Regions from separate parts of the Homo sapiens genome. Here region 2 is linked to region 1. Evidence: chromatin loops called from intact Hi-C (ENCODE). Cell type or tissue: IMR-90. All regions are shown on one strand. Links, peaks and the distances in the headings refer to the core of each region. The heading gives the core; the rest is flanking DNA. Region 1 overlaps COL8A1 (collagen type VIII alpha 1 chain). Region 2 overlaps COL8A1 (collagen type VIII alpha 1 chain).

The links. Hi-C counts contacts between places; a loop is a spot of excess contacts. Peaks named below come from ENCODE experiments on the same cell type or tissue, not always from the same donor. Only the 100,000 strongest peaks of a DNase experiment are listed, where the experiment ranks them.
Region 2: it touches region 1 in a loop (8-fold over the local background); 9 of 110 quality-filtered maps call a loop at or near these places.

The regions. Positions count from the first base shown.
Region 1 is chr3:99,638,606-99,655,306 of GRCh38, reverse strand. It overlaps COL8A1 (collagen type VIII alpha 1 chain), which reads right to left. Exons shown (of 4, transcript NM_020351.4): 1 at 16,643-16,701. LOC124909401 (a long non-coding RNA gene) reads left to right here and starts at 16,627. Exons shown (of 2, transcript XR_007095981.1): 1 at 16,627-16,701. In IMR-90, for the core only: a CTCF peak has its summit at 9,937 (motif pointing left); a DNase peak (open chromatin) is centred at 9,926; H3K27ac peaks cover 1,947 bases.
Region 2 is chr3:99,783,031-99,799,731 of GRCh38, reverse strand. COL8A1 (collagen type VIII alpha 1 chain) reads right to left here. Exons shown (of 4, transcript NM_020351.4): 3 at 8,722-9,052; 4 at 515-5,502. The coding sequence starts at 9,049. The coding sequence ends at 3,596. Among named protein-coding and RNA genes, the nearest start is that of CMSS1, 26 kb to the left of the region's middle. RefSeq lists an enhancer at 4,562-5,561. In IMR-90, for the core only: a CTCF peak has its summit at 10,168; a DNase peak (open chromatin) is centred at 10,191.

The DNA.
Region 1 (16,701 bases), core at 7,254-12,253:
TAGCTGACTTGCTAGCTTTTTGGCACCTAGTGGGTGGGATGGGTCTTGAATTAGTTATCCTTGACAGTCCTTGAGTGAGAGCCTTCTGCTGGGTAGAGATGGGTATGATGTGAGAGGACACTTGCCCCAGGGAGGGCTCAGAGAAATGCAGAAAAAGTGGCCTCTCTTCCATACTAAAAGGAAGAAAGGGGTTTTCACATTCCCCGTGCATTTGTTCTCTAAGTGGCTTTTTACTGGTTTCTGTGCCTTTCAACTGCAACCTATGGGTGCAGTAGAAACCATCCTTCATGGCATCTAGCACAGGGCTTGGCACATGGTGGGTCTCAATAACTATTGAATGAATGAATAAATGAGGTTGGCATGGAAGTCCTAACCAAACAAAACTGAGATAATAGAACTTGAGAAGATAAGTCTTAAAAAAAACCTCTTATGGTCCTTCTTCCTTTGTTTTTATGAACTAAAATATCTTCCACTATAGCTTGTAATTTCCTTTATTCTCACATTGTGCTTTTTTTTTTTGAGACAGGGTCTTACTCTGTTGTCCAGGCTGGAGTGTAGTGGCACAATTACAGCTCACTGCAGCCTCCACCTCCCGGGCTAAAGTGATCCTCCCACTTCAGCTTCTTGAGTGGCTGGGACTACAGGCATGCACCACCACACCTGGCTAGTCTTTGTACATTTTGTAGAGATGGAGTTTCGCCATGTTGCCCGGGCTGGTCTCAAACTCCTAGGCTCAAGTGATCTACCTGTCTTCATCTCCCAAAGTGCTGGGATTACAGGTGTGAGCCAATGTTCCCAGACACATTGGGCTTCTTAGAGCCATTTTCTTAAGATAACCTGGACTGATTCTTGGTAATTAAGACACACAGGTAAAAAAGTCAGGACATTTCTGACAGGAAAATGGAAATCAAGTAAGGTAGAATTGTGATAGTTAATATTGAGTGTCAACTCGATTGGATTGAAGGATGCCAAGTATTGTTCCTGGGTGTGTCTGTGAGGGTGTTGCCAAAGGAGATTAACATTTGAGTCACTGGACTGGGAAAGGCAGATCCACCCTCAATCTGGGTGGGCACCATCTAATCAACTGCCAGCACGGCTAGAATAAAGCAGGCGGAAGAAGGTGGAAAGAGCAGACTTGCTGAGTCTGCCGGTCTTCATTTTTCTCCTGTGTTGGATGCTTTCTGCCCTCAAACATTGGACTTCAAGTTCTTCAGCTTTTGGAGTCTTGGACTTACACCAGTGGTTTGCCAGGGGCTCTCAGGCCCTCGGCCACAGACTGAAGGCTGCACTGTCCGCCTCCCTACTTTTGAGGTTTTGGGACTTGGACTGGCTTCCTTGCTCCCCAGCTTGCAGACGGCCTATTGGGGGACTTCACCTTGTGATCATGTGAGCCAGTAATCCTTAATAAACTCCCTTTCATAAATACATCTATCCTATTAGCTCTGTCCCTCTAGAGAACCCTGACTAATACAAGGACTCTGGTACACTGACATTAAATATGGCAGGGAATATGCACAGGGCTTAAGGAGATTTATTGATGCATCAAAATACAGGGGCCAGGATGCATCTAGGATGCTGGCAGCCTCAAGGAGAGTGTTGTAGAGCACAGCAGCACAAAACTCCAGAAACTCACGGGATGAGGTAAGATCTTAGATGAGACACTCAGAACAGCCACATTTTTCCTGGTGATGCCACAGCTGCCCACCACACACACACAGACACATACACAACCCACACGTGGACTCTATATATACTGTGCATTGACATGGTGAAGGGAGAGAGATGCCCGTGAACTGGACAGGCATTGTGCAACCAGGAAAATTTCCTTTTAGGGGAACTGGTGGGGAGATTGAACTGTTGCCATTTGGTATAAACAAAGAACAATTAAACAAAACACAACCCCCCACCCAAACCAAACCAAAACCAAAAAAAAGACCAAAAATGTCAATCAGCCCATAAATAGTTTACACTGCCACCATGACCAATGCACAGCAGGACTCTGGCATAGTAAAGAGTTCATTAAATGAGCTACAAGGCACAGAGATTCTTAGTGCCCTTATTTGCAACACGTAGACAGCGACACTTGAAGCTGCTGCTCACCTAAATGACCGCTGTGCTGGCACTTAATTAAACATTCAATAATTGGTTTTCATTAGTATTAAATAAACTTTTATTGAGCACCTTCTGACTAGCAGACACTTTCTTACATGTTATCTTATTTAACTTTCACATCAATCCTGAGAGGTAAGTTTATTTTAGAGCAGAGGAAGCAAAGACTTGGCAAGACTTACTGTCTTGCCCAGGATGGCTGCGTTGTTCAGTGGTAAAAGTGGGACTTCATCTCAGGGCTTCTTATGCTAACTTCAGTGCTTTTTATTCAGGTCATGGTAGTAGCTTCCCATAGATAATTTAAGGTATTTTATTTTGTCTGCATAAATTACACACATTTGGGCATTAAATAAAAAGGGGGATTTAAAACTATCATTTAAAAATTTACAGACAGGTTTAAAATGGGTGTCCTTTAAAATCATAAACTATACAGAAGATAACCTACAAAACTATTCCTGCTGACTAGCCCATCAAGACATGTTAGCTGCCATATTATTGAGGAGAGTTTGGGTTCTCTTCTTGAAAAGCACATTCTCAATCACTTTTCCCTAAGCAAACCTTGCAGGTCAGTCCGCTTTCTTTTGCTGCACTTTCTTTTTTCTGCTACCAGGATGCTCCAAACTATTTCTGGATGTGATTTTGTTAAGATTCAGCCTGGATTAGTAGAAAGAAGAGGACTTCAGGGATGGGATGATCCAGATTTATATTCCAGCCCCAACACTCACGATATTAATGATATAAAGAAATTGACTTAATCTCTCTAAGCCTCTACTGCCTTATGTGTAAATTGTAGATAAAACCCCTCCCTACCAAATTCAAATGAAGGAATGTACATAAAATAAATGTAGCAAACTGTTTCTCCACAAAGGTTATTATCATCATTAATTATAGATTATTTTCATGTTTCAAAGTTCCCAAATTAAGATCCTTGCAACACTCTTTTGCTGATGTGGTGACAATGAATTCTATTTCATAAATATGAGAAGCTAAACATCTCCAGTGTACTTTCTCTGTGGAAAAGGAGTCATGGATTCTTCCTTTAGCCACTGGCTCATGTCTGCAGATGAGAATTTTATTTATATGTATTCAAATGTGATTTAAACACATGGTGATTCTTTTATGGCTAGATATAAAAAATTTACAAGTTAAATGTTATTGCTATCTTTACCATTGACTCTAGAGCTTTCTTATGATACAATTTGTAAACATTTTACAAGGCAGAGGAAAATACACACCCATAATTATTTCTTGATGTTGTCTGGCTCATGACAGCAGGATAAAGTCTTTTATTATTTTAGAAAGAGTTTTCATTGAAGGTTTTTCCAGTCATTCCAAGTAAACTTAGCTGCGAATGGAAAAGATACAGCTGATTGCCCTGGCTTCTGGAGTGGCTCTCCTGCCCTTGTCCTGCTCTGTGCTGAGTCAGAAGGAAAGCACGTAGGGTGGCCGACCTCTGACATCATTAAACATCTCTGTAAACTATTGCTGTTAGAGATTCACTCTGGCTTATTTTCTGAAGGCTTATTAATAGGTTAGAATCTAATCTGCAGACAGAATGTTTGATCACTTTGCTCATGGCTTTGCCAGGTACAGGATTTTATTGCATGGTTGGCCTGTTGGCATGATGATTCCTGAAGGGCTGTTGGTAAGCCAGCAAGTGCCAGGGGCACATCATTGTCAAATTCCAAGACATGCTACCTCCGCTGACCTGCTGGCGGAGAGCTTAGCCTTCTTCGCAGTGTTTCAGGTTGTCCACTGCAGAACACAGAAATAGAGACAAAAATGCTCTGGGAAAATCTATGATAAAGAACTACTTTTCTTTAAAAGGTGGTGAGGTTTCAGGAGGAAAGAAAAGCAAAAATCTGTGAGCTGAATTTGTTTCCGATACCCAGGTATAGTCTGTCTCTGTAGAAATGGTCATATTGAAGACTGAAGCAATTGTATGTCTCAGCAGGTATTTAAACCATGCTTTTTCCCCAAAGGGAAAAGAAATGAGATGGTAATGAATAATGGAACTTTTTCATTCCTCATCCCATTTTGTTTATATAGTGATAAAGAATCCAGGCAGTGATAGGGTGTCATTCTGAGGGATTTTAAGCCACTAAAATAAAGGAAAAAAAGGAGGCAAACACCATTTGTACAATATTATTAAAATTACAGATATAGGGAAGAAGACTTCTTTAAAATAACATAACACTTGGCAAAAGACCCTGTAGTCAGGCAATGCATTGAACATGACATTTAATGAACACTACTGCAGTCATAGCATTCACTGGGGATAGAAAAAAGCATATCTTATTCAATTTTTTCAGTAGTTTATATGCTCACCAAGGGACCTAAACCATAGCATATAAAAAGTTAAATAGTTTCTTGTTCAATATAGTATCCATTAGCCACATGTGGTTATTTAATTTTAAATTTAAAGAGATTAAAATAAAATGTAAAAAATCCAGTACCTCATTTGTGTTAGCCACATTTAAAGTGCTTAGTAGTCCTAGCACTTTGGGAGGCCGAGGTGGGGAGAGCACCTTAGCTCAGGAGTTCGAGACTATCTTAGGCAACATGGTGAAACCCTGTCTCTATTAAAATACAAAAATTAGCTGGGTGTGGTGGCGTGCACCTGTAGTCCCAGCTACTCGGGAGGCTGAGGCAGGAGAATAACTTGAACCCGGGAGGTGAAGGTCACAGTGAGCCAAGATCATGCCGCTGCACTCCAGCTTGGGCTACAGAGTGAGACTCTGTCTCAAAAAAAAAATTAAAAATAAAAATAAAGTCCTTAGTAGCCATACATGGCTAGTGGCTATCATATTGGAGAGCTCAGCTGTAGAAGGCAGAATGATTCCATCATTGCAGAAAGTTCTATTAGACAGTCCTGACTTATTCAATACAGTGCATAGGTGACATATTACTGACATTTAGAGTAACTGCTTGTTAGTTGAGAATAGGGAAGGATCAGTGCTTGTTATAATATTGATGAAGGCTTTAATAGGATTTTGAAATTATGGTTATTCTGACAGGTTGAAAGGAGAATGGGGGACATTTTCTGTAGAGAAAGGAAAAAGGAATGTTTGGGGGAGTAGTAGCCCATCAGATTTAATTCCTGTTTATAGACTTGAGGGAGGTGAAGATGAAAAGAAGCTTTGGGGTGAGATAGGTTGTGAGACTCGACTGTCAAGCTAAAGTGTTTGTTCTACATTTCATAATGCCATTAAATCCTTTTGAGCAGGGTACTAACAATCCTGGGACAATGGTCACATGGGAAATAATTTTTCTTTGTGTAACCTGGTATATGGAGCACCAATATTAATATTAGAATACCATTAGGCATTCATCTTATGCCCCATGTTTAGCTGCAGAGTTCAGTCAAAGCCTAGTAACACTGTGTATGTGTATGTGTGTGTGTGTGTGTGACAGAGAGAGAAAGAGTGAGCAAGAGAGAGCACATATTTATGCTATGGGATGGGGAGGAAAGGGAGATGTGGAATGTGGAAGCGCGGTTCTTGGTTCTCTCAGAAAACCACACGGAAGACTGGGGTAGTGTTGGTCATTTCATGAAGTCCTAAAGAAATCAGGATATTCTAAATTTTATTCAGAACTTTTATTCTTTCTAAGATGTTCATTTTCATCAAGGAATATTTCAGAATGGAAAGGAGTTTCTACCATATCTAGATATACCCCAATCACATCAAGGCTTCAAGAATGAACTTAGGCCAAATTGTCCCTTTTTAGAACAATTTATGGGGACAGAGAGTAGCACAATTAAAATCTTTATTCACCGTCAACTTATTTTATTCCCCTACCTCTATTTTTTTCTTTTCTTTTCACATTTATTAAGCCCTTATTATGTGCCAAGCATTGAGGTTGCAGAGGTAAATAAGACACAAATCTTTCTGCAAGGAGCTCACAGTCTTTATGGAGGTGGATACACAAATTAAACTCATGCCATTATAGAATGGAGACAACTGTGGCAGGGCTTGTACAGAGAGTTCTAGGGAGTCTGAAGGAGATCCACGAGGCAGCTTGGGTTAGGCTGGTTTCAGGCATGTTCTCACAGAGGGGAAGATACTTACTTAATCTGAATCTTGGAAGAGGAGTATAAATTAATCTAGTAGATTAAGTGAGAAATACTACAAGCAGAGAGGGAAGATCAAGAACAAAAGCCAAAAAGCATAACAGAATGTGAGCATGGGGGAAAAAGCTAGGCTTTGTTTCCTTTTTTGTCTTTGGCACAGGATAAAGGAAGGGCTTGAGGTATATTTATTTCTATATATACTCTCACTGCAGGCTAAGCAGCAGGTGTAGACAACATAGACATTTTCCTAGGTGACTCTCATGGCTTGGGGGAAACATTTAAGTCATGTTTACTGTCATCATCTGGCTACGGTTTATGGTAAAAGTCGTGCCAAAGAGAATAATCTGGGGAGCTAGATACAAGTTCATTTAATGTGCCGAAGTGCCTTTGCTCTAGTGTTTCTCATAGAATCATGGAAATTTCTATTGCCTTAAGAATGACATGCTAGACTGTCATTCTTTTTACCGGATTGGTGCCAAGCAACTTGTCTTCACTTGGGGAGAGTTTATGGACTAACTTTTAGCCCTTAAAAATTACCCTAGGGAGAAATGATGTTTTTTGTTTTGTTTTGTTTTTTGTTTGTTTGTTTTTTCTTTTCTAATTACACAGTCCTTACTTTTTTGGCTCTGAAATGACAGCATGCTTTTAGATTAAAAAAAACAAAAAAGAAAAAGAAATTAAAATCACTGTATTAAACAAGAAACAGAGCCAGTAAGCAGTGTCTAGGAACAGAGCCACTAGAATTCTCTCACTTTCTTTATGAGTCAGAGGCGTTGTCATAGGAAGTTTATTTTTATTTTTTTCCTCCATGATAGGACAAGACATCATGAGAAGCAGCACAGGCGGGCAGGAAGACCATGGACTTTGGACTGTGACCTGGATAGAAGAACCTGCTCTGCCTCTTCCTAGCTGTGTGGCCCTAGGCAATTTGCTTAACGAGTGGAGGCTTAGTTTTTCTCATCGTTAAATTGGGAATAATAACACCCTTCTTGTAGGGTTGACATGGGGAATATAGATAACGGGACTAGCACAATATCTGGTCCTGTTAGATAACAAATAGCTTTTATTATTATAACCATTAATGATGTGTTTGAATTTCTCCCTTCTCCTTTAGATGACTATGAGCTACTTATTTTCTGAAAGCAGAGGGTGCTCAACTGTGCCACTTACGGGATACTGACCTCCAGGCACTAACTTTGTGAAGTGGAAAGATAATTCCCAGAGTAATGTCCTAAGAGAAATAGTAAATTGTATGGAGTGGGAGGTCTGAGTGTCATAGATAAACTAAGTAATTCCTCATTCAGTAAATTACACCAGAATATCAGTGTGTTCCTCCTACAGAAATTAGCTCCCTATTGATGGTGAGAAAGCAAATGCTCAAAGAAAATATTTGGCCAACGATCTTGGTTAGTTAATGATAGTAAAGATAAAGCAGGAAATTAACAGCTCAGAGACTGATGAGCTAGTTCAAAGAATTATCTAGGCTCCTTGTTTATTGAACTTATTGCTCATTGTTGGCCGCTTCTCTCTATACAGTATCCAGAGAGTGGGATGGAAAGGAAGAGACAACTTCAATTTGTCCAGTGTTCTAAAGATTTTTTGGGTAGAAGTGGAGGTTGAAGATATGAGAGAGAGAGAGAGAGAGAGAGACTTGAATAATATTTCTGGCATTCTTGCTATTATTGTAATAAAGAATTGAGCCATAGAACAAAGGCATGTTATCTGCTTCTTTTGTTCCTGTTTCCCCTGGGTTTTAGAAATCTCTCTACATATCTTAGAGTGACATTCAGTATGTATTACTTAACAACTAGCAAGACTGAAAATACCATGTTCTGACTGATCTTGAAATAATGCTGCAGGAAGTGATTCTTAAACTATTCTTAAGCTGTTCCGTAGAATATCAGTCCCAGGAGATGCGCTCAGGCAGGGTAGATATGTCATCAAATGTTTAAGGAACACTCGATTGTAACATCTTTGAAGGATGAAAATATATATAGCATATAAAAATTTCTGTGAAGCCATACAGTGAATAAAAATGTTTAATATTGTTTCATTGAGTGTTTCTAAAGCTTATTTGACCACAGAACTTTTTTCTGTATAAACACTGATGAATCCCAGGTAGCAGTGTTTTGAAATGCACTTTGGAAAATGTTGAAGCAAGGGATGCAGAGATTTTATACAAAAGTCATTATTAAACAGTTATCTTTCTCCAGTTAAAATAGAGTTTTTAGATCAGAAACCCTGTATTGTATGTGAGAAATTCCCCTTTGGCTGGTCTCAAAATACAGATTGGTAAGAATATAAGCCTTTTAAGACTCTTTAAGCCATTTTCTAATTATTATTTGTTTTTTTACTTTCCACTTACCCTTGATCTTGTTTGGCCTTTTGAGATATGTGGGATTGACCTCTGTATTCTGAGAAACAAAAATGCTCTTGCTATATCTTGGAAGGTTATGTGGCTACTTGACATTTTATCCCATTTTGACTGATTTTGTATAAATACTTTGAGCCCTTCCTAGTTATTGTAAGTATAATCCATTTACCGTACTAAATTAGTAACCGTAAAATGCATGCTTAATTAGTATCTTTCTGAAAAATACTTGACAGGACCTCACATGTCTCTAAGTGGTAAAGAAGGTAGTTATTTAAAAATTGTTCTGCTTAAGATAAATAAATTAAGGCACAGAGACGATCAGTGACACGCCCCTTGCCCCAGAGAGAGTCAAGGTGTTTTTGAAATTAAAACACTGAAGATTTTCTGGTGATTCACAAGTCACATGCACACCAACTCCATAGCTTCATCTCTATGGACACAAAAAATGATCTTAGAGGATTGCTGTTTTGCTGTGAATGTCATAATTTTTACTAAGCAAGCAGCTCTCCTCTGGTGTGCCAAGGATTTTTTTTATGGTCCTAATTGATCTCTATCCCCCAAAGGGTTCTGAATTATGCAAGTGTCTCAAGTCTTAACAAGCCATCCCCACACAGCTGTGCAATGGAAATGTTCAACAGAAAGGTATTCACTTCAGTCTAGGCAAGACCCTGGCTGCTCCCTGGAGAGACCCAGATTTAGGGGAGCAGGTTCTGGACCCTCTGGGTGGAGAAGCCTATTTGGCCCATTTCTGTCTTTTTTTCTCCCAGCTCCCTTCCCCTTACTCCACTGACAGGGAGGGTCTAGTCACCGCAGGCTTCCTCAGTCTTTGTGCTTGTCTCTCACTGACCCCCAGCTGCCAGGCTTTGTTTATTACTGAATTGAGCATTTAGATTCAGTCTTGGCTGGTGGTAGCCTTGGAAAGAACATTTTCTAAGATTGTTTTAGTTTTCTTTCAAATAAACTTCCACAAGCCCGGACATTTCAGGCATTGCTAATGCCAGAAATGTGGGTGATTTATTCTTAGAGGCTTAAATTAGGATTTTTTTTTTTTTTTTAAAAAGAAAACTAACAATGTGATCTACTACAATGGCATACATTTTAGCCATTGGTTGTAAGGGACACTTTGCTCTGCCTTCGATCCGAAAAACTTAAATCTAAAGGCCCCTTCTGGGACCAGATCAGTTTCTATTGAGACACCCAGCCCCTGGCTCCCTCTACTGGTGAACAACCTCCCTCTCCATTTGGGCAGCAGGGGATTGTAATTAACTGGGGGCTGGAAAAGGGACTAGACATGTCCTTAAACTAGAACTGTGGATCCAATAGCATATTTTTGCCACAGATCCCCTTTCTTTCCTCATTCTTCCAACCTCAACAATCTTGGCTACCTAACTCACAAATTCTTAGCTCCCCCTAGTGCCCTCCTTCATGTACTTTTTGGCTTTAATCTTATGTCTGCCATTTAACAAGAAGTCGCTTGTTTGGATTGATAGCATTGATGAACACCATGACTCCTGGACTTTAAGACTGGGCAATCGCTAAGTAGATCATTAAAGAAATACAATAATGTACAATCATCACTGAATTTATGAATGAAGTTTAGGCTTATCGTCAGAGTGTAGACACCATGCTAGTTGGAAGAAGATCCTAAATGGGATGTTGGCTTGAAAATGCGTCCCACCTGCCCCATCACAGTGCTCTTCGGTCAGCTGTTAATATTTGAAATCCTCCTACTGAACTGAAGGCAGCTGCAACTTAACCCCTCTGCTGCCATAAACTAGCCATAATTGCCTTAGAACACAAAGCCTCAATTATGCAGGCCATTGGCCCAGACTTCCAAAAAGCAGCTGTTTTATCTAGCTAACAGAGGGGACTAGAGAAGCTCCCCAATAGGCTAGATACATGTTATTTCCTAGAGAAGTTGACAGCTGACACCCACACCCAGGCCTATTTAGTTAGAGTTGGAAAAGTAGCACATGAAGTGATTGTCTTCAGTCTCAGCACATCAAATGATCCAATGCCTAAATATCCTGTGATGTAAACACATCAATTGGAAGCTTAAGAGGGACAGTCTTCAAGAAAGACTTACTTAAAAGAATGTTTTCACAGTGATGCTTAGCCATAGACTGTGTTAAATTTAACATATAATAGATCGATTTTAGAAACACACTTACTATTTCGGAGATATGGAAATAATTGTCAGGCATGCTTCAGAGGAAAGTGAAGAAGCATCTGGGCTAACATCTGTCTGCTTATTCAGGGTAAATTGTTTACAGAAACAATACAAGAATATTCTTTCCTGCCTTCGTCACTTTCTATGATGGAGTGACTTTATGTGTTACCAATAATTGTGTTGTTATTTTAGCAGAGAACATTTCAATGACTTGACATCCATGGAGTTATTATCCTGGGTCAGAGTCAAGTCTAAAAGGAGGTGAAATGAGGTTCCTTTCCCACTTGAGGGCCAGTCAAATGATAAGAAGAGTTTTAATAGATATGGTACTTATAAAGCTTTCACACCTGTGTCATCCAGGCTTCAATTAGTGTTGTATTTAAAGAACCCTGACTCAAACAGAAAGTCATCTCTCAAGCATTTGAGAGGGTCTGGTTTTGGACAATGCTATTAAAATCTCTTGTAGCATTTCAAAACTCTTGGAGATTCTCCCTCCTCTGTTTCAGAGGAATAAACTCTCTTAGCTTCACTGTCTTGTCTCTATACTCTTAGTCCCTTGATCACCTCTCCCCTCTGCCCCTCTGTTACAACAAATCTCATACCTACACATTCTGACTGATGTGTCCCTTAATGTTTTTCCTGATTATCCATTATGGGTATTTTGCTCTTTCTCTCATTAGAGGCCGAGGAAGGTACAAAATGGTTAAATTGGCAACACTTTGTCTGTTGGGTGGAAGAGGAGAGTTACGCTGTAAATCTCACATTCTAATTCATTTGTTCTCTCAAATGAATATTGGAACTAGATCTTAAGCCTCCTGTAAAAAATAATACAGTTTCTAGAACTCAAGTAAATATGGGAAGAACTAGTGAGAATATTGCAGACAGGAAAACGGCTTAGCCATTGCTAAGGCTAAAATGAACTCTTCTAGATTTCCCAAAGCAAGGGAGAATCTTAAACTCAATACATTTGAGACCTGAGTCACTGTATGTCTGTATAGACTGTTTTCTACGAAGTAAAATTTACTTTGTAAATCCATTACTTTGTAGAAAGTAGTTTTATAGACTATATTTTCTACAAGTAAGAAAGGAGTTTAGGAAAATGGATATTTTATACTTAGCTTTTTTCCCCATTCATTCACCCACTCAACACAGATTTACTGAGCAGCTACTATGTACCATATCCTGGGCTGGTTAAAAACATACCATCCCTGTGATGGTGATGACCATTGACTTCACTCTTCACAAGAATTTATGTCAACGTGTCCTAGACATTTGGTAGTAGAGGTATAGCTGTAGTCCAAACCTCTACCAAGCTATGGTTTCTGAGAGCCCTGTATGTTAAGTGCCTACGGAATGCTCAGCATAGTCAAAGACACCTTAGATTCACATTATACGAGGAGCCACACTGCAGTTATTCAAGATTAAGCACTGGCTGGAGAAACTGGCTGTATGAACTCCAGCCTTGGGTGTGCTGTACTCATCTGGGTGGCCTGGGGAAAGACATTAATCTTTCTGATCTTTTGCACCTGTAAAATTAACTTTTAGTTACAATTAGCTCCAAGGTCTTTTCCAGCATTTATCTTTTATGATTCTCTAAAGTTTTTTTAATTTCCAAGAAGTTATAATAAGTACTGGATAAGTAAAATGGCTTTGAAACCTCATCTCAGATATTCTGTTGGAGGCAAGTAGCAATTTTAAATTACTTTCTTCTAGGTATGTGAATTAAAGTTTAGAAAAATGTGAAGCTTTTACATTTGATAGGGTGAAAATTTATATCCTATTTAAGAGAAGTATGAGGAAATTTTTGGTAATGAGAGAAGCCACAAGTATGAGTGGTTCTTTAGAAACTTGTTCTATGAGAATTAAAAAGAGATTTTTTCCAGGGAAAGAACAAAGGAAATGTCACAGAGGGACTATGACTGCATCTGCACATCCTGAAAGGTTTGCTGAAGGAGAGAAGGGTCAGTTTTTGTTGTCCAGGAGGGACGATGGAAGTGAGCCCCAAATAAATAGAGGACACCGAAGGTGAATTGTCAGGTGTGTGTTCATATTTTACATAGTCAGCTAAAGTTGTTGCTTTTGCTCTTATCCTACATTGAGAAGTTAGAATTCATTATTTTTATTTTTATTGATTACTCTGTGATCAGTTTTGGTGAACACTTTTTGTTTTATTCACTTCAGTTTGATCTGATGCAATTTCAATGGCTTCATGAATTTGAGTACACACGACTTCAGGCTTGTAGACATTCTAACCTTGTGTGACTCCCTTTAACCCCATTCCTGCAAATCTGCTTGAGGAAAAACTATGAAGAACCTTCTCCCTCAAACAACAAATGGAGTTACTAAAGTGATAGAGGGATCTCTCATTAGCAGCTTTTCTCTGTTTGTGTTGAAATGTGGTTAATGCTCATACTTCTCACTCCTTATCTCTCTAGAAAGGGGAAGTTTAATAGAGCTATAATTTAGTAGTGTGGGGTGTAACCTGCTGTTAATATCTGCCAGGTCACTGGAAGATCTTCTTCATTATATTCTTAGCATTTTGTGACAACTTTTGAACAGGTTCTTTAAATAAATGTGTATTCCCAGATGCTTTAGGGATTGAGATATCCTTTTCACACAATGCTAAAAAGAAAGATTCTCTAAATTCCAAAGGGCATTCATTCTCCCCTTAATTCTCCTCTCCTCTCCTTTTGGTTTTCTTTTCACTCAATAGTTAGACCAGTGCACCTTTCACAAGAATACACTCAAGTTTCAAGATCTGTACCTTCTTTAACTTATGTACATGTATGTTTATAGGGGTCTGGTTGAAGAGAAGGAGGTCAAGGCAGAAACACCTAGCTCCCAGAGGGTTACTTGGAGGACCAGAGGTTTTAGGAAATACGGTGTGTCTCAATCTGTCTGCAAGTTTCCATACCAAAGTGAGTAACCATGGATAAGGAGTAAATTGCTGTTTCTAACTTTTAACTTACAAATAAGCACTCAACATTACACTTTTCAGGAGACTTAGGGTTGGTTTTGTTGACGTGACCCATCTGTTAGTTAAAAACATGTTTTAAGGAGTTTTTTATTTTAACTCATAGTATAGCTTTTAGAATTATGACTAGCAAATTACTGTGGGTTTTTAAATATGGGGCAAACCTGAAATCATTTTCATCATTAGAACCAAGCTGTTCTTTTCTGCTAAAGAAGGAGGGCTAAGAAGAAGGGCATAGTAGAGATGGATCTTATACTCTCATTGATTAAAAAACAACAAACAAATAAAAAGACAAGAGCAGACATGGATTTTTGCTCTTCCCCATCCCCTCATGTTCACATAAATGAGGGTTGGGAGAAGTTGCGTTTCGTAACAGAGCTCCTAATCTTGCTTTTCTCCTAGGGCACTTCTGTGATTCCTCCAGCTTCTCTTTCAAGTCCCTTTTCACCCCAATCCTCTTCTCCTTGATTTTTATTTCATAAATAGGAATAAAGTGGCATATGTTTTCTGATCATGAAAAGGATATCATTTTATAATTTTGACAGTAGTAGAACATCTAAAATGCACATTTCTGTAGGATCAGCAAGCCCTCAAAATCAGTAGAGCTCCCTTCTTGTGTCTCTAGTGAAAGCGGCAGCTTCTCATCTTATCTTTTCTGAGAAACATTAAGAAGTCCTCCCAAGTCTGCCTCAATGGCATTGGTTGGGTATAGTCATGGACTTGATCAAGAGGCAGCTATATAATGGCAAAAAGAGGAGACTCACGTGAAGTATCCACATCCCATGCAGAAGGGGAGATTTGGGGGCGACTACATGAAACTTCGACACTGATTTTTCTAAAAGCTTAAGAAGAGCAGTGTCATCTTGCTTGGTATGTACCCTATGGAGAAAGGATAGCTTTGCTCCTGGGAAACTTAGATCATGAGCAATCTAAGATGATCTCACTCAGTTATTTAGGGGCTTGAACTTGATGGGACATAGGGAAGGCAGTTACTGTTTAACGGTCCATAGCTGGTCCGGTGGATTAATTGCCAGAGAAAGCAGAAGTAAACCCTTGGAGAATACTTTTATCCCCAAACTTAGGAATAACTGGAAGCTCATTTAAACTGGGAGCATTTCCCCCTCCACCCCAAGAAAAGATAACTTCCCTCAAGGGGATCTGGTGAATGAAGCAGCGTATTTTCATCCTTGTGATAATGGGTGTGAGTCAGGCACTACCATAAAAGAAGAATTAACTTGAATGTGCCACATACTTGGTCTGGCCTTGTCCCATACCTGTACTCTTGTCATGGTTGATTACCTATGTGCATCAGATATAAAGCAAGCAGTCTGCATTGTGGCATGAGATAAAAGGTATGTTAATATGCTCAGGTCACATACTATCTTGGCCAATAGTAATTTTATATAATTTGCTTAAAGGAAACTGCACTTCTTGCAATATTTTTTTCCAATGAAGAAAAATTTAACGTGACAGAAGCTTTATATATAACTCTTGCATTTGAGTAACAGCATTGAATCCTCTCCATCTCAAGCAGAACTTTTAAATATTTTTATTACTTTTGATATGCAAAAGCTAAGGAGAAATGGTTTGGAAGACCTAAGTTAAATTTCTAATGAGTCTTGTTTCTTTAATAGGGGAGAATTTCATACAGCTTCGGTGAGTTTTTTCTTTCCACATGAGATAATATAAACAAACAAAAAAATAAAAAAGTGAAACATTTCTCTTCTTACTTTAAGAACCTTAAGGGCTAAAAGAGTGGTTTGGTTTCCTGACTGGTACTTTTGGTTTGCCTTCTCTAAGTGGTCTTGAGCAATTCCCCAGAGGAAACATTTGAAGAGGGTTTTTCTCCCACTTGAGAGAGTTTCATCCCACACAACCCACAGAATTTGATGGCAAACTTCATGGACCAAGTGTCTGGTTTTACAGAAGTGGCTGTGGAGTATGTTTTTCCTTTCACAGGTGCACATTTATTCTACCTTAGGAATAAGAAGAGATCATTTTCTTTTAAAGAGGGTAGCTTAAACACTGAATATCTCTGATAATTGGATGCCAGTCAGGTAGGTTGTGATTTACTAAATGCGGGGGAAAAAAGGTGGAAAGAAGGATTAAAACTTCCAAAGCCTTTCTCGCTGATCTTTCTTTACAACCATCTGGTGTGCACAGAAGTATTGTATAATCTGGCCTGTATTATTCTCTTACTGTGAAACATATTGAAACACTTTATGTTTAGGTGTGTGTACAGAAATTCATGAAGTTCTTTTATACACTTTCTTAGTTCCATCGTAATTCTCATTTTAGGATGTCGTGAAAAGATAGCCTGGTGAGAGAGCACATTCTACCCTGGCTTGTGAATTTGGATTTGTTCCTTCCTATCTACCAGCCACCTGATTACTTACTGTCCCCGTGCAAAGGGCACCCGTTCACATCATTTTTTTCCAAGCGCTAAAACCTGGAAAGATATTTTTTTAAAGGACTCACAGAAGCTGTCTTGGGGGTTTGGAAAACATCACAAAATTGTTAGCAGACCTTTTGACTGTGCTATTTTTAGGAAGTTAACTGTGTTCTTTTAAAGTACATTTTTGACAATGGGACAACGTTTTCCTTGCCCCCACTGATGTGTGAAATATGTACAGTGAAAAACGTCAGTACAACACCCCAAACAGATACATTTTAACCTAAGCAACAGTCAGCAACAGGAGAAAAAGTGATTTAAAAAGAGAAAGGTTTCGCAATATTTATGCTGCTGTTTCTTCCCTGAAGGAGCTTTTATTTTACCATTCAAACAGAAGTTTGTTTTCAAACCAGTTGCTAGTTAAAGGAGCAGCGGATCGCGCATCCGTAAGAATCAGCTCTAACCAAACAGCAAACGCGTTGGCCAGAGGGTGACTTATTCCCCCATAGCAACCCCTGGTAGGTGAGCTGCCTGCAGAAGTGCTGTCTTACCTTGAGCACGTAAGATCAGGGAGAGAGGCTCGCTGGCTCCCACGGAGAGGATCGGGGAA
Region 2 (16,701 bases), core at 7,051-12,050, 140 kb before region 1:
TAATATTGATTCTCTCTTCTCCCATACTACTAGAACCCCTGATTTTTAGCTGGGCATATGGTTACATAGACTATTCAATTTCCCACACTTCCTTACAGCTTCTTGTGGTCACGTGACTAAATTTGGAGCCACGGGATGTGGGAGACAGTGATCCAAGCAGCTGCTAGGTTGAGTCCTTTAAGACAAAAAGCATGTCCTGTCCTTCCTGCTTTGTTCATCCTCCCCGGGGATAGAATGTGACTGATGGTTAGTATCCTGGACCATGGAGATGAGGGCAACACCCTTGATGTAGAAGAGCAATAAGATGGAAGGAGCCTGGGGCTGTGATTGGAATTACCATGTGAGTCCTAGACTGCTTATCCTAGGAGCTCTTAAGTCAAAGAGGAATAAATTGTTCTGTATAAGCTATGCTTATTTTAGGTCTCTATTTCAGCAGCTAATTCATGAGAGTACGAATTTAAAAATACTTGTGAGGTTCAGTGTCAACTGAATGATACGAACAAGATGAGAAACATACTTTTAAAGATATTTAATGATGTTTTTCAAATCAGTACAAAAATTTAAATACAAAAATGATTTGCTATTGACAAGTCTCAAATCTGTCATGGGAACTCAAACAAGTTACCAGTCTGTTCACCGTTCATTGTATTCTATAAAATATTTGATAACAGTCACCCACTACAGACATTCTTTTCCCCTGTGGGATGTCATACTGCATTAAAACTCTGTATTTACATAACAATAATATGAGTTTGGTCCATTTCACATGGAAGAATTCTGGTTAATTTTGAACTAAATAGGGATTATAGCACAATCCCTAGACTTTAGAACACGTGGTTGTTTCATCTGCTTTTACACTAATATGTTAACATGTTGTGCAGCACTCAAAAGGGAAATACAGGCACATAGATAATTATTTAAAACTCTTTTTTAAATTAAATGGAGTATCATTTAGGTCTGAGATTAGCACCATTGTAGAATGCACAGTATTTGGCATAGATGTTGCTCCTCTTCTATCTAAAAGTTAGAAACCTATGTCTGATAATACACATACACACACATGCGCACGCATACACACACGTGCGCTCACGCGCACACACACACACACACACATATATATATATATATAGGCAATTGAGTGACAACCAATAAATAAGTTGGAAGATATTTTGAAAAGTGAAATTTGGTTTTAACTAAAAAGATAATTTCTCTCTTTCTTGGTGGGAATTAAAAGCCCATACATGTACAGATAAATACAATTTTACAAATCACCTGATCTGACTTGCTTTTAAACCATTTCAATGTGGCTGTTTAGCAGAAGGAGCCCAATGGATCCATGCTGCCCACCATAGTCATCAGCCCAAAACCAGTATCCTCAAGAACAACCCAAAGTATATTTGGCCACATAGATGCTGTCTGCTTTGAAAACAAAGGTTGTGGAGGACATCTTTTTGTTGGGAAAAGATTGTTGTATAATTAGTAGTGACAAGAACCCCTGTGGTAATGGACTAATTTCTCTTCTTAAAAATTGAGAAGAAATGGTGCTTGTATACTATATAGGGAAATGAGATATTGGCCAAGAGAAGAATTTTTGTGATGGTAATAATGATTCAGATTTGACAAAGACACATTTCCATGTGTTTTCATACCGTATTTATTTGTGTATTTTTCCATCTATATCTATCCCCTTAACTCATGGTTTTATTTTTGACAAAAATATACAAGATTCCACCACCATAACCCCACATTATTGCTCCAAGTGATAGAGTCAGCAGCAGGCTAATAGCAGGCTCGAAATGGGTCTTTGGTGTTTGGAGACCAGATTAGAATGCCCAAAGCAGTTAGTATGTGCCCAAGCAAAAACCTGGAAAAATATTTATTTCTGCTTTTCAGACTTGTATTGGCCTTTGATTTGTGCCGAGTACAGGATGACATTAAAAACACAGGCTCTTGTTGCCCTTTGACATTCTACATAGCCCTTCCACAGTCCGCTTCTAAGGAAACAGTTCTTTTCCTATACTTTTACTACCTACACCCAGAAGCAGCACATCTGTTTTTAAATTCGAAATTTCAGAATTATTTTTTCAAATATTAATTTTTCTATGTAATTCTGAAACTCCCCCCTCACCAATTATGGCTTGGATTTTGAAAGCTGACTTTGGCCGGGCACGGTGGCTCATGCCTGTAATCCCAGCACTTTGGAAGGCTGAGGCAGGTGCATCACTTGAGGCCAGGAGTTTGAGACCAGCCTGGCCAACATGGCGAAAACCCATCTTTACTAAATATACAAAAATTAGCCAGGCATGGTGGCGCAAGACAGTAGTCCCAGTACTCGGGAGGCTGAGACAGGACAATTGCTTGAACCTAGGAGGTAGAGGTTGCAGTAAGCCAAGATCGTGCTACTGCACTCCAGCCTGGGTGACAGAGTAAGACTCCATCTCAAAAAAAAAAGAAAAAAATTGACTTTGGAACCTCAGATTACATATCAGTTTGCATACATGCTAAACAGAGAAATGTCCTCAAAATTCAGTTACTAAAAATTACTGATATCTCCATGATTAGAACCACACTGTGGTTGTGTGTGTAGTCAAAGGAGGAGAATTTTTAATGCTATATAAGCATAACTGATAACTGCTATTACAAATAAATATTCCACAAATTTGGAAAGTTATTAGAGGAAGAATTTTTTTTCCTTGTAATTTCCAGGTGTTTATATTAGTTGGGCCATAGTGAAAATTACATGGAGGAAAGAAAATAGGAAAATAAGTCACAGAAAAAGAAAATCAAAACAAATAGAAACTCTGGGGAACAAGTGAGTTAATTACTGCTCATGTCTCCCATCCGGTTCTCTAGCTCCTTGAGGGTTACTGTCTAATGCTCCACAAAAGTGCCTTACCCAGTGCTTGGTACAGAGAAGGCACTGAATAAATTCACAAAGGCCGATTGGTTCACCCATTCTTTTAGAGACAACAGACACGCAATTCTGACGAGGACTCCTGTTACTAAAAGACACAGCCTCTGATACAAGAGAGATATCCCTTTGACTAAAGCATTACCAGGGTCCCCAGGGCCCCCTCCCACTGGGGCGGTAACACTACGGGTCTCCCCACCATATATTCCATGTCAAAGTATCTACACAAATACAGAGGAAATTAAGCAAGTAAATACGGTATGTAATTGTTATCATTTGTATTTCTTTAAGGCATATTTATAAATATTTTAAAGTAAACAATATGAGTGAGTGCCTTTCATTAGCTATGATCTTTCATACTGATATATTTTGACTGATCTGAATAAGCAGGTTACTGTGGAAGCATATAACATAAAACAGCTAATATGATTCCAGTGGGTACAACCAAGTGTCAGTACTTGATACATAACTCTATCCCATCATTCGCAATTACAGGCTGCTGTGTGGAGTATTAAACATGCATCTTAGTTTTTATTTGTACACAATGGTCCAAATTTTCACTTACATATAACTTTCCAACTGTGTAAGTGTTTTGAAGCAATTATGTTTTTCATTTGGATTTTTTGGTGTGTCATTTTCTTCTATAAAATCTCTTTCTTTTCTTTGTTTTTTGTTTTTTTGTTTTTACATGGGATACAATAAATATCCTGAAAAGGAGGAGTGGACATACTGCCCGGCATACAGTCCTGCAGCCTGTTCTGAGGGCATCTGGAGGAACACCCGGTCTCCGGGCCTGAGCAGCAGCACTGCACTCCCAGATGCCTGGTCCAGGAAGCCCTTTTTGTACTCGTCGTACGTGTACATCACGGGCTCGTTGTTCTTGAATAGAGCAACCCACACGTTGCCCCCCTTGCAGTGAACGTGGTATGCAAAGTAGTAGACACCAGGGACCTCACAGGTGAAGATGCCTGTCTGCGGGTTGTAGTTCTGTCTGCCGTTATACAGCAGTTTGTTAAACTTCACTGGGGCCCCCACCGGTGGGAAAGGTGCGGTTAGCTCGGCGGTAAATGCAGGCATCTCATAGGCTGGCCCTCCATTCTTGCCTTTCTTAGCCCCGTAGGCATGGGGGGGTTTCACGCCATCAATTCCCAGCCCCATATCTGGCAGATACTCTCCCTGGGGTGGTGGTGTAGGGGGCATCACAGCTGGGGGTCCTGGAGGTCCTGGAGGGCCTGGGGGTCCTGGAAGGCCAGGCTGGCCTTGAGGACCAAGGGCACCAGGCTTCCCTGGGGGGCCATGAAGTCCTGCCACTCCGGGTTTCCCTATACCAGGGAACCCAGGGGGCCCTGGGAGGCCCGGCTCCCCTTTGGGGCCTGGAATCCCAGGTGGTCCAATGGGGCCACTAGGGCCCCCAATCCCTGGGATACCTGGGGGGCCCTGTAAACCCTGATCCCCTGGGATTCCTGGCTCTCCCTTAGGTCCGAGAAGCCCTGGAACACCAGGGAGTCCTGGTACACCTTTTTGCCCAGCTTCCCCCTTGGGCCCTATGGGACCTGGCAAACCCCTCATGCCAGGAGGCCCTACTTCACCAAGGAAACCTGGCTTTCCTGGGAAGCCTTGAAGCCCTGGCTCACCCTTGGGACCTGGTGGCCCCTGTGGCCCTACAATCCCACCTTCTCCTTTGGGTCCAGGAAAACCAATAGCACCTGGAGGGCCCATAGGACCTGGGATTCCAGGCAGGCCTGGCTCTCCTGGAGGACCCCCTATTCCTGGGGCACCTATTGGTCCTTTCTCCCCTCTTGGTCCAAGAGCCCCAGGAACACCTCCCATGCCCCGGTCACCTTTGGGTCCTGGGAAGCCTGGTTTCCCAATCCCTGGAAGGCCTGGGGGTCCTGGTAGCCCTGGCAGTCCTTGCTCCCCTTTGCCACCTGGAAATCCTGGCTGGCCTGGGATCCCATCCTGGCCTGGCTTTCCAATTCCGGGTATCCCAGGAGGTCCTTGAACCCCCGGTACCCCAATAGGGCCTTGTGGCCCAGGTTCTCCTGGAGCCCCTGGCTTTCCCAGGGGGCCCTGGGGCCCAGGGAAGCCTGTCACTCCTGGTTTGCCCACTCCTGGCAGTCCAACAGGGCCGGGAGGGCCGTGCATCCCTGGAGGCCCCTTTACACCTGGCGCACCTGGCATCCCGAAGCCCTTGTCTCCTTTAGGACCCCGAAGGCCTTGAGGTCCTGGTAGTCCTTTGGGTCCTCGATCACCCTTTGGTCCTGGTTGCCCTGGTAACCCTGGCCCACCTGGCTTCCCAATGCCAGGAAGTCCATGAGGCCCTGGAGGTCCTTGTGGTCCTGGGATCCCCATAGGCCCAATTTCCCCTTTCTGTCCAATTTCTCCTTTTGCCCCAGGCATGCCCATGGCTCCTGGCTTCCCTGGCATTCCAGGCATACCTGGCTTTCCAACTCCTGGATATCCCTGTGGCCCTGGTTTTCCTTTAATTCCAGGTATCCCATGACCTGGCAAACCAGGGGGCCCAGGTGGTCCTCTTGGGCCAGGCTCTCCACGGGGACCTTGTTCCCCTCGTAAACTGGCTAATGGTATTTCTACTGGGAAGAGAAGAGAGAGAAGGGGTATGGGGGGAGAGAGAGAGATTGATTAGTAGATTGTCTCTCACATCAATGAAGTACTGACAACCATTATTTAGTTCTGACACATTTGCCTAATACTTATCAAGAGAAAAGACTAGGAATAATATGCTCATCTTCTAGACCTTAAAAATCAGGCCTGGCATGGTGGCTCGTGCCTGTAATCCTACAACTTTGGGAGGCCCAGGCAGATGCATCACCTGAAGTCAGGAGTTCGAGACCAGCTTGGCCAACACAGTGAAACCGCGTCTCTACTAAAAATACAAAAATTAGCCGGGTGTGGTGGCACATGCCTGTAGTCCCAGCTACTTGGGAGGCTGAGGCAGGAGAATCACTTGAACCCAGGAGGCAGAGGTTGCAGTGAGCTGAGATCACACCACTGCACTCCAGCCTGGGTGAAAGAGCGAAACTCCATCTCCAAAAGGAAAAAAATAAATAAATAAGAAAGAAAAATCAAGCTGACAATTTTTTTTTATGTATTTGAGGTATTTTTTTGATAACTGATATGTGAAGCTGCTTGTATCAACATTGGTTAAGTAAAGAAGCTAAAAAGTAATGAAGAAGAAACATTTTTCCAAGTATAAAACTTGGAGATATTATGGTGTGTTTATTATAGTGAATTTGGAAGATTCAAAGATGTATAAAGAAAAATCAAATTTGCCTATAAGCCCACTACTCAGAGATAACCACTTAACATGTATATATATTTTCATCTCATTTGTTCTATCTGTGTGTGTGTGTGTGTGTGTGTATTTTAAACAATATTGGAGTTGTTATCCAAATTATAGTTGTATTTTATTTATGGGGTACAAAGTGATACTATGATTCATGAATACAATGTGGAATAATTAAATCAAGCTAAATATATCTATCACTTCAAATACTTATTTTTATCTCGTGAGAAATTTGAAATTTACTCTTTCAGTGATTTTGAAGTGTGTAATACATTATTATTAACTATACTCGCTATTCTATGCAATAGATATCCAAAAAACAACTTATTTCTCCTGCCTAACTGAGGCTTTAAACCTTTCATCATCATCTCTCCATTCTCTCCCTCCTGCCCCACCCCAAGGCCTCTGGTAACCACCATTCTCCTCTGGGTTTCTATGAGTTCGATTGTTTTAGATTCCACATTTAAGAGAGAATATGCAGGATTTTTCTTCCTGTGCCTGGCAAAGTTTTTAAATATAATAATTTATGGCCAAGATATTTCCTCTTATGCTTAAATACAGTATGATGTGAAATAGGAAAGAATAGAGTTATTTTTTGTGTGGTTCAATAACATCTTTCCACATCTCTCCTTTAGAATTAGTAGATTTGCTTAATTTCTTGAAGGTGCTGTGGGATTTCCTAAGCCTCAAATATTAGTTCATTAATTTAACAAATAATTTCTCATATACAAATCTGGCTTTTAAGTAGGAGAGATGAATAAGATATTTTAGAATGATAAACAGTATGGATGAAGTCGAGAGCTTGACTTAGGAACAAGAAGCTCTGCTTATCTTTCTGGTCTTGGCGTGAGATTGTGACTGGGTCCCTTAAGCTGTCAGCATCTCTGCTTGCCTATCTGTACAGCAAGAATAAGAATAATACAGCCACACTACAAGATTAGAGAATAGATGTGAAAGGTGTCACCGTTTCTCAAATTGTTATTGAAATACACAGCACGTGCTGTTATAATGAACATGCTGTGCCTTTCAGATGAACACAACTCTGGATCTCCCATGCTGCTGGGACTAATGGATAACATGGAGAAATGAAATATATGGTCCCAATATCTTCTTGGCATAATACTTATGTCACTAGTAGCACCTTAATCCTGACCATTGTACTTTTTGCTGAGCTACTGTCAGAGAATAAAATACAAACAGAGAACTCATTTCGAGATATGAGGATCCATCAGAGTAAGTACAAGAAGTGCCAAAGGCAAGGCAAGCCATTCAATAAAGGAAGGAAAAGAAATGTCTGAGATAATCTTCTAAGTATAATACTAGCTCCTAAAGAGAAGAAAGTCAGGAATACTTTCTTTACATGAATAGATATGATTATAGTACTATTCAGGCATGCTATTTCTAACCAGCGAATTGTGTAGTTACTGTATTGAGGAGTTATCTGGGGAAGAGTAGGAGAGATGAATCAGGAATCCCTGGTGTCTAGCACAGAGCCTGGAACACACTCTGTTCTTACTGAGGATTTGTTGAATGAGCAGTTGTAGCAACTCCAATTTCCTATGGTGCTTTAGCATTTACTCAGCACTTTACTTACTATGTATGTCACTGATTCTCTCAACAATCTTATTTTACAAATGAAGAAAAATAGGCTCTGAAAGGTCAAATGACTAGGTCTCTCTCATTTCTGGCATCCAGGCATCTAGGCCTCTAAGTTCCAAATCCAGTAGTTCTCCAGAGGTGGAGCTTCCTGCCATTGTAGGGACTAGTGGGACTGGCTCCACTTCCTCAAAGGTAATTGCTGCTCTGATGCAGCAAGTACTAGGTTTCTGAGAACTCCAGACAAACCAAATGAATTTATCGTCAAGTGTCTGTCACACTGAGGGGCATTTTGTTGGTGCTAAATAAATACGCCAAGAAAGCAACAGGAGAGATTTTCAGGTGTCATCCCTAGATGCAGTCTATACTCTTAGTTTCCTTCTGTTGATCTATTGATTGACATATGTAATTAGAGTAGTATTAAGAACACTTGCACCTGTCTAATACTTAGTTCGCAAAATGCTTTCCTGTGACTTTTCTTTTAACACAGCAGGTCCTTACAACATTGCTCTCTTAGTTCAGAAGACTGACTTGTCACCTTTCTTTTTTTTCACTGCTTTAGCTCCCAGCATCTGGCCCAGAGCCTGACACAAATAGGTGCTCACTATAGATAGTTGCTGAATGTTTGAATAAATAAACAATAAGGGGATAGACTATTTGTGATTTAATATATTTTATTTCATCTGATGCTAGTTAAAATAATAAAGCAAAACATAAATGGTAGTCTTATCTGTGTCTTTAAGGCTTGAAGTTTTCAAGAATATGGTTAGAACACAGTAGGCATTTTAAAAATGCCAGTAACAAATTCTAAAACTAAAGCTTCTAAAATTTATCTTCCCCCTCTGATCCCATAATTTAGAGATTTGGAAAGCTGTTGTTTTATAACAGCCTGGGAGTATGATGTTACCTTTGCCTTTCTTGGGTACGGCTTCCTTGCCCATTCTTGGCGCCGGTTGAATTTCCTTCATATATTGGGGTAGGTGTGGATACTCTTTGCCATACTGCAAGTGGGGCATCTCCTTGCCCATGGCAAGGCCATCTTTGGCCAAAGGCATGTGAGGTACTTGCTGACCCAGGGGCTGGTATTGTGGAATTTGTGGTGGCATCTGAGGAGGAATTTGAGGTGGCAGCGGCTTGATCCCATAGTAGGCACCAGCCTGAATGAGCCTGATGGAACTCAGGGAAATGGTAAGCAGCACTCCCAGCAGCTGCAGAGGGCCAGGCAGCACAGCCATCACCTGTGGGAGGAACCAATGCACCAACTTGGTGAAACTCTGCAAGGCCAAGTGACTTGAGTTTATTTAGAGATAGAATGGGGAAAAAAAAGGGAAACAGTCTTTAACATCAGAACTTCATGATAGAAGTCAAATGAAAAGGAAAATGCTACTTTCTATAGAAAACAAACAAACAAAAAATAGAGAATAGTGGAATCTGTCAAATAAAGGCAATTGGTAGGAACATAGACTATGGGAGAGACTACTGGTTGTCCCCCATATCGATTCTGCCTTTCTTGCCCTGTTTTCCCGTCTTCACCTGGGAATAGAGCAGCCCAGAATGAAGACATTTCAGCCAGGCAGGGCCATTTCAGCCATTCTTGCCAATTGTGTATAGTTGTCATGGGTGTACCTTCCAGGAAGAATCCTAAAAAGGAGTGGATATGTCTTCCCCTTCCTCCTTCCTTCTGGCTGGATTGCTGATATGTTACTGGAAACAGACCACACATCTTGGACCATGAGGCGAATGCAGTGCACAGAGAATGATAAAACGAGCTAGAATAAACCTCAGTCCTGGTTAGGCTTTGTTAATAAGTGCCAAAATTATATTCTAAATGGAAACAGTTGATAATTTATAGGCTTTATGCTACAGTAGAGATTTTTCATCTGCCAGATGAGGGCTGCTTTGATGTAGTCACAAATAAATGTAAATGTAAAGAGCAAACAGGAACAAAGCCTGCAGAAGTCTTCTGAGTTGAAGAGAAAATGCTTCTTCATGTAATAGTATGAAATATTTTAAAAATCACTATCATAATTATGCACCTTTATTTCTTGTATTAAAATACTATGAATTCATTAGTTTAGAAATTGGTTAATTGGACCATTAAAGTCTATCTTTGTCCTTTTGTGAAAGAAAGTTTACAAAGCAAGAGTTGTATGAATAAGAGGGAGATGTTTAACTATTAATAAGAATACGCTGCTTCTAAGCCCATTAATAGCACTCTTTACAAATTAGCAGTAAACAGAATTAATATAAATGGGGCTTATCTGTTTATAAAAACCAGCTTGAAAAGACCTCTGTTTGGAAACGCCCTAGGCTTAAAACCAGACAGCCCAGAGAAGTGCATTGTTGGCAAATGCACACTAGAGGGCAAGTGTGATACACACTTAGGTCTGTTCAATATTCTGCCTGCCCACTCCCTGCCCTCTGTAGTTCTAATGCTGGGCATACACGAACTCCATGCTCACAATGTATAAAGGGACTTAATGAAAATTTGAATCTTAAGGGACATGTCATCATAATGCTGGAGAGAGAGAGAGAGAAGTGGCAAATTTCTCACAATTTTTAATGTAAGTATCTTCTGGAAAACTTTGAAGAAACTTCTGTCTGTAAATAATTCAATTTCCATCTTCTTGAGAGTTGTTTTCTTTGCTTTTGCCTTACTTAATTCTGGATCATAGTTTTCTACTTCTTAGAAAATGTGCGTTGATTTTGCAATATCCTATTCCAGGGTAATGCCAAGAGTGTATACAGGCTACAAAAGGATTGGTTAATAAAACACCTAATAAAATATTTAAAATGAATCCCTATCACAAAATTCAAGCTTTACAATCTTTCTAAATACACTAACAAATCATTTTTTCCCTGGAAAAAATGAAGAAACAGTTGCTAGGCCCATTTTGGATTACTAAGATGAATATAATATGGCTGGTGGGCCTTACCATCAAGGAGTTTGTACTCTTAGTGGGGGTGACAGATGTGTAAACTGTTATTGAGTAGCAAAGGATATCTAGTAAAAAGTAAATTTTCCTCCTACTTCTGTTCTCCAGTATCTAAAATCCCTTATGTTTGAAGCAACAATTTTTCCTCATATTTTTCAGATAGTCTGTGGATATGCACATATCATATACATCCCTTTCAAACATAAATTGCAGTATACTATACACACTTCTATTTTTTGCTTTTTTCACTCAAAGATCAGTACTTATTCCTTGTCTAGTTATGTGCATCTAAACAAATTTCTTTAAGTTCTTCATTTATTAAAATATGACTTGGATGTTCCCTTAAGTCTTTTCTAGCTCTAACATTCAATGTCTGTAAGACAGTTACTAGAGATCTGAAAGTGTTAATCCATACCAGAAATGTGTGGTAATATCTGGTAATGTATAAGCTGGTACTTAATTCTACTTTTGGGGATGAATGAATTTAATTATGGAACCCCAGACTTGTGGTGAAGTCTTTAATAATAAGCTAGCATGTTTGGCCCTTCAGCCTTCCATCAATTCAGTGGATATGTTGGATTATACTTCATAATCTTTAAACCAGGACAATCTAATGAAATACTGGAAAACTGGAAGGAGATGAAATGCCTGGAAGAATACCAGTTGAATTATTTCCTCTCATAGGCTCAGCATATCTGTCCTGTAAACCAGCTCTTTAGGTCTGCCTTCTGCCATTTCTCTGGCTCTTTATCTAAATAAACTTTGTTCAGTTTTAACGTGAATATTTATATAAGGGCCCTGGTTAGAATTTACTGCTTTACTTATTCCTACTAATTTTTCTCCTGTCCCTGAGGATATTTTTGGTGGTCAAAGTGGTATGGGGGTTCTCCCAAATCACTCAAAAGAACATCAAATTTGGGTAACTTTATACAAACACCTGGCAAGAAAGAAGGAGCCTTGGAATTTTTGCTGGGAAGAAATTGTGATAGTGGGTTTTCATGCCTCTCTTTCTGAGAATGTGGGACACAATAATATTGTGAGTTCTCCTTAATATTTTCTTTGATTTCTATTTGTTTGACAGCTGGTGTGTGTGTGTGTGGGTGTGGGTGTGTGTGTGTGTGTGTATTTGTGTTCTTGAACATAAGCATATCTAATGTGTGTGAACATTGAATCTTTGCCAGCCAGGCTGGCTTAGTGATGGGTGTCATGTCATATGACAAAAGCACTGTCAAAGAAGTCAAAAGACTTTTATTTAAGTTTTGGCTCTGCCATTCTTCATGCCTATGACCTTGGACAAGTCCTTTATCTTCACTAAGCCTCAGTTTTCTTACCTGTAAAATAGCAATTATAATCTCTGCCCATCCCTCAGAGCTGTTCAGGGGTACAAATGATAATATGAATTCTTCATAAGCCAAAAAGGACTATTCAGATTTAAGTTATTATTAATGGAGTGTGACCAGAAAGACAAATCAAAACCAACTAAAATGTCAAAGATTTTCAAAGAAAGATACTAGCAAAGTAAATGTGAGGTTAACTGCAATAATGATAACCTAACATGAATAAAACAGTAATGGCCATTAAAATGCACTTGTTAAAAATGATTTAGAAAAAGAACAGCTGAACCAAGGCAGTCATTCATTCATGTGTCAAGAATAACCAATCCTAGATACTTTGAACAGCCCTAAATGGCTTCCTATATTTGAGCAGGGCTGCAGAGAATTTCAGATTCCTCATATGACCTGTAATGTACATAACAGAGTAATGTGATACATATATTAACAGAATAATGTGATAGATATTTTAAATGCTCATCAGCATTCTATTTGTACGTTTATCCTCATTGGCTTACTATACAGAAGAATGTTTAAATATTTAATCTGTTGGTCCTTGCCTTGAATCCAACTTTCCCTTTCACATAGGCTAACACAGCATGTCTTTGTGTATGTATGTGTGTCTCTGTTGTGTGTGGTGTGTATAAGCCTCTCTAATCAGTTCCTGGGCTGGTCCTCTGTGCCTCCTACTTGTACAAGATTTGTAGTCTCTCAAGACCCTCAGATTTGCCACCCTAAAGCAAGGGAAAGTCAGGCAGAATCCTCTTCCAGTGTTCACCAGAATTGCCTTCCTGGTTTTTCCATGCCTCTCAAAGAAAATTCTCTCTTGATTGCATTTCTCAGGGCAATTCATTCATTAGATATACCTATTGAACACCTATTGAACACTCAGAACAGGAAATGTTCTGAGTATTGGAGATACAGTGGTGAATTAGAGAGTGGAGGTATTATCTTATTGAACTCACAGTCTAGTGTGGAGAGACAGGTGATAAATGTTAAAAATACATTTTATAATTTGAGATTTGAGTGCTTTGAAAAAGCAATGCAGGTGTCTTAGTCATTAGGGCTGCTGTAGCAAAATACCATAGGTTGAGTGGTTTATAAAGAACAGCAATTTCTCAGTGTTCATGAGGCTGGGAAGTTCAAGATCAAGGTGCCAGCAGATTGGTTGTCTAGTGAAGACCCACTTTCTGGTTCATAGATGACACCATTTTGCTGTATCCTTACATGATAAAAGGGGCAAGGGAGCTCTCTGGAGTCTCTTTTATATGAGCACTAATTCTGTTCATGAGGACTTTGCACTCATGATCTAATTATCTCCCATAGGCCCCACCTCCTAATACCATCACTTTCGGAGGGGGGTGTCATATTTTAACATATGAATTTGGGGACATAAACATTCAATGTATAGCAGCAGGATAAAGGGTTCAATAATGACAGAGTGGAAGAGCTCCGATGTTTTGGAAAGAACGGTAGGGAATGACATCTGAGGAAGTAAATTTTGGATAGAGATGTGAAGGTTGAGAGATGTATCTTTCTTAAGACAACGTATGGGGAAAAAAGGAAAGAGTCCTGTTTACTACAATGTTAGTTGAAGGTACCTTTCACTAATATAGACTCATTTCAAAAGTATGTTCTTCATCCATGCCTGACCTCATTTTGAATTCTTTATTTACGATATTCTTTTTTCCTGGAAGATAATTATTTTCCTTTTATTTCTCTGTAGATTTCAGTCCTACCATATAGTTTTCTCTGGTTGTCATAACAAAGTATCTCAGACTGGGTGGCTCAATAGAAATTAATTTTCTCACAGTTCTAGAGACATTGAAGTTCAAGATCAAGATATTGGCAGAGTTGGATTCTGCTGGAGCCTCTCGCCTTGGCTTGTAGATGGCAGTCACCTCCCTGCGTCTTCACACAGTCTTTCTTCCATGTGTCTGTGTCCTAATTGCCTCTTCTTATTTACCAGCCACACTGGTCACCCTAGTGACCTCATTTTAACTTAATTTCCTCTTTAAAGGCCCTATTTTCAAATATGCTTAAATTCTGAGGTACTTGAGGTTCAACATATGCATTCTGGGGGATGCAACTCAGCCCATAACACCTTCTTTCCTCCAGACCAGTTCTATTCCTGCCTCCTCTGTGAAGCCTTCCCCACCTTCTCCATCATTGTTATTCTCCTAAAGTTTAATACAAAGTCAAATGTAATTGTAACCAAGCTTATGTTTTTTTCTTGTTGTTTTTTGTCCATTAGACTAAACATGATTGTAAGCTTTCTGAGGACAAGAATAATTTGACTTCTCAATATTTACTGATGGATCCTCATCATCAAAAGTCTTAGTGTGTTGATAGGGGCTTTCAAAAATACCTAATTCAGCTTCACTCCCCATTGAAAATTCTACCTACAGAGGTTGTTGACAGAAAGCCCTCATATTTTTGACTTGGATATTAATAATGATGGGAACATTTAAAAAGCAGCTCAGTATTTTGTACAATTTTGTTGCTTTTTAAATTATCTAAACAACTTTTAGAGAGACTTACCTTTCTTGATTCACATATGGAGGTGCACATGCAGTTTACTATTAGTGGTGGAGGAAGGGAGGGCATGTTGAGAAAATGAATCCCAAAACTTGGTCATAACATAAAAGATGGGCACATGACCTTTTATTGTTGTGCTAAGATCATTTTAAATAAGCCCACCTTAGGGTCATCTGATCAAGGATATGTACCTTTGTTGCAAAATTGATTAGTATTAAGAGATATTAATGACTCTAACTATATTGATCTATGACCCTCAGGTAAGTAACTCAGCATTATCTCAACATTGTTTTTTATTTACTGGAAAAAAGTCCCAGGTACTATGTAGTCATGAGGTGCATAATGATGCTTCAGTCAGCAAAGGACCATATTTATACTAGTGGTCCCATGAGAATATAATGGAGCTGAAAAATTCCTGTCACCTAGTGAGGTCTTAGCCATCATAATGACTGTGGTGCAATGCATTATCTTTTCTATGTTTAGATATATTTAGATACACAAATACTTACCATTGTGTTACAGTTGCCTACAGCACTCAGTACAGTAACATGCTGTATAAGTTTGTAGCTTAGGATTAATAGGCTATGCCATGTAGCCAAGGTGTGTAGCAAGTGGTACCATCTAGGTTTGTGTAAGTACACTCCATGATGTTTGTACAATGACAAAATCAGTTAATGGTGCATCTCTCAGAACATATTCCTGTTGTTAAATGACACATAACTATACTTCAAATACTTTATATCATTAATCCCATATCCATTTCTTAGGTCTTTTTTGACATTACAGTTTCTAATTGATAATATCCCCATCCTATATTTATATGATTGATTATTTTACTGAAATTCAAGACTGTATACAGTTATTCCTGTTACATTCCTAGTCAAAAATTGAAAATTGTTATTTAATTATGTGTAGGAGCTGCCATCCAATATATTAGCTAACAAAGTTCCAGCTTTGTTTTACAAGGTACAGATCCATCTAACTGTACAGTCAGTTTTCTCCATCTTGTCTTCCAAATATCAAGGCCCTCCTTTTGCATGAAATAAGGAATTCTTCTCTTACATAAGACAAGCTCTTAGACAGGCTTTCTTACTCTTTGGTTTTCTGACTAGGAATACAAGCTTAAAGTATTCATTAAGTCACAAAGCCACTGGCAAGGTAAATATGCTGAGATGGAGCCTGATATAGTTTGGCTCTGTGGCCCCACCGAAATCTCATCTCAAATTGTAATCCCCATATGTCAAGGGAGGGACCTAGAGAGAGGTGATTGGATCATGGGAGTGGATTACCCTGTGCTATTCTCATGATAGTGAGTTCTCATGAGATCTGATGGTTTAAAAGTGTTTGGCAGATCCCCCCAAACCCCGCACCTTGCGCGCACGTGCTCTCTCTCTCCTGCTACCTTGTGAAGAAAGTTCTTGCTTCTCCTTCTCCTTCCATCATGATTATAAGTTTCTTGAGGCCTCCCCAGCCATGTGGAACTGTGAGTCAATTAAACCTCCTTTCTTTATAAATTACCCAGTCTCAGGTAGTTCTTTATAGCAGTGTGAAAATGGACTAATAGCCCAAATAAATAAGCCTGTCAGATTCTGGTCAATCAATCACATGGAGGCAGTGGGCAAGACCATCCAATGAACATTTACTGGTTTTGGTCAATCTGCTCATTTACATCTACTGGGATGGCTATAAATGTAAAACAGCCTAAATTATATGCTTCACTAACAAATTCTGAATTCTGTAATTAAGAGCAGCCAATCATCCCCATGTACTAGCTATAGGCAGATAATGACCTCATGGGACCAACGAAACTTGAGAAGTCAATTAGGTTGTGCCCCCAGCGCTAGAAATGAACCACACACATAATGCCTCTGAAATGAGTGGCCAACCACCACATTCCAAAGGTTCTCCAGAGGAGATTTTACAACATTCCCTAGTAACCAATTGTAGGATTTCACATTAGATTTCCTAATATCTAATCCGAATCTCTTCTGCCGAACTGTAAGTTCATTGCCTTTTTTCCACTCTCAAAGGAGTTGGGAAACATCTGGAGAATATTTTTCTTAAAATAATAGCTCACGTATT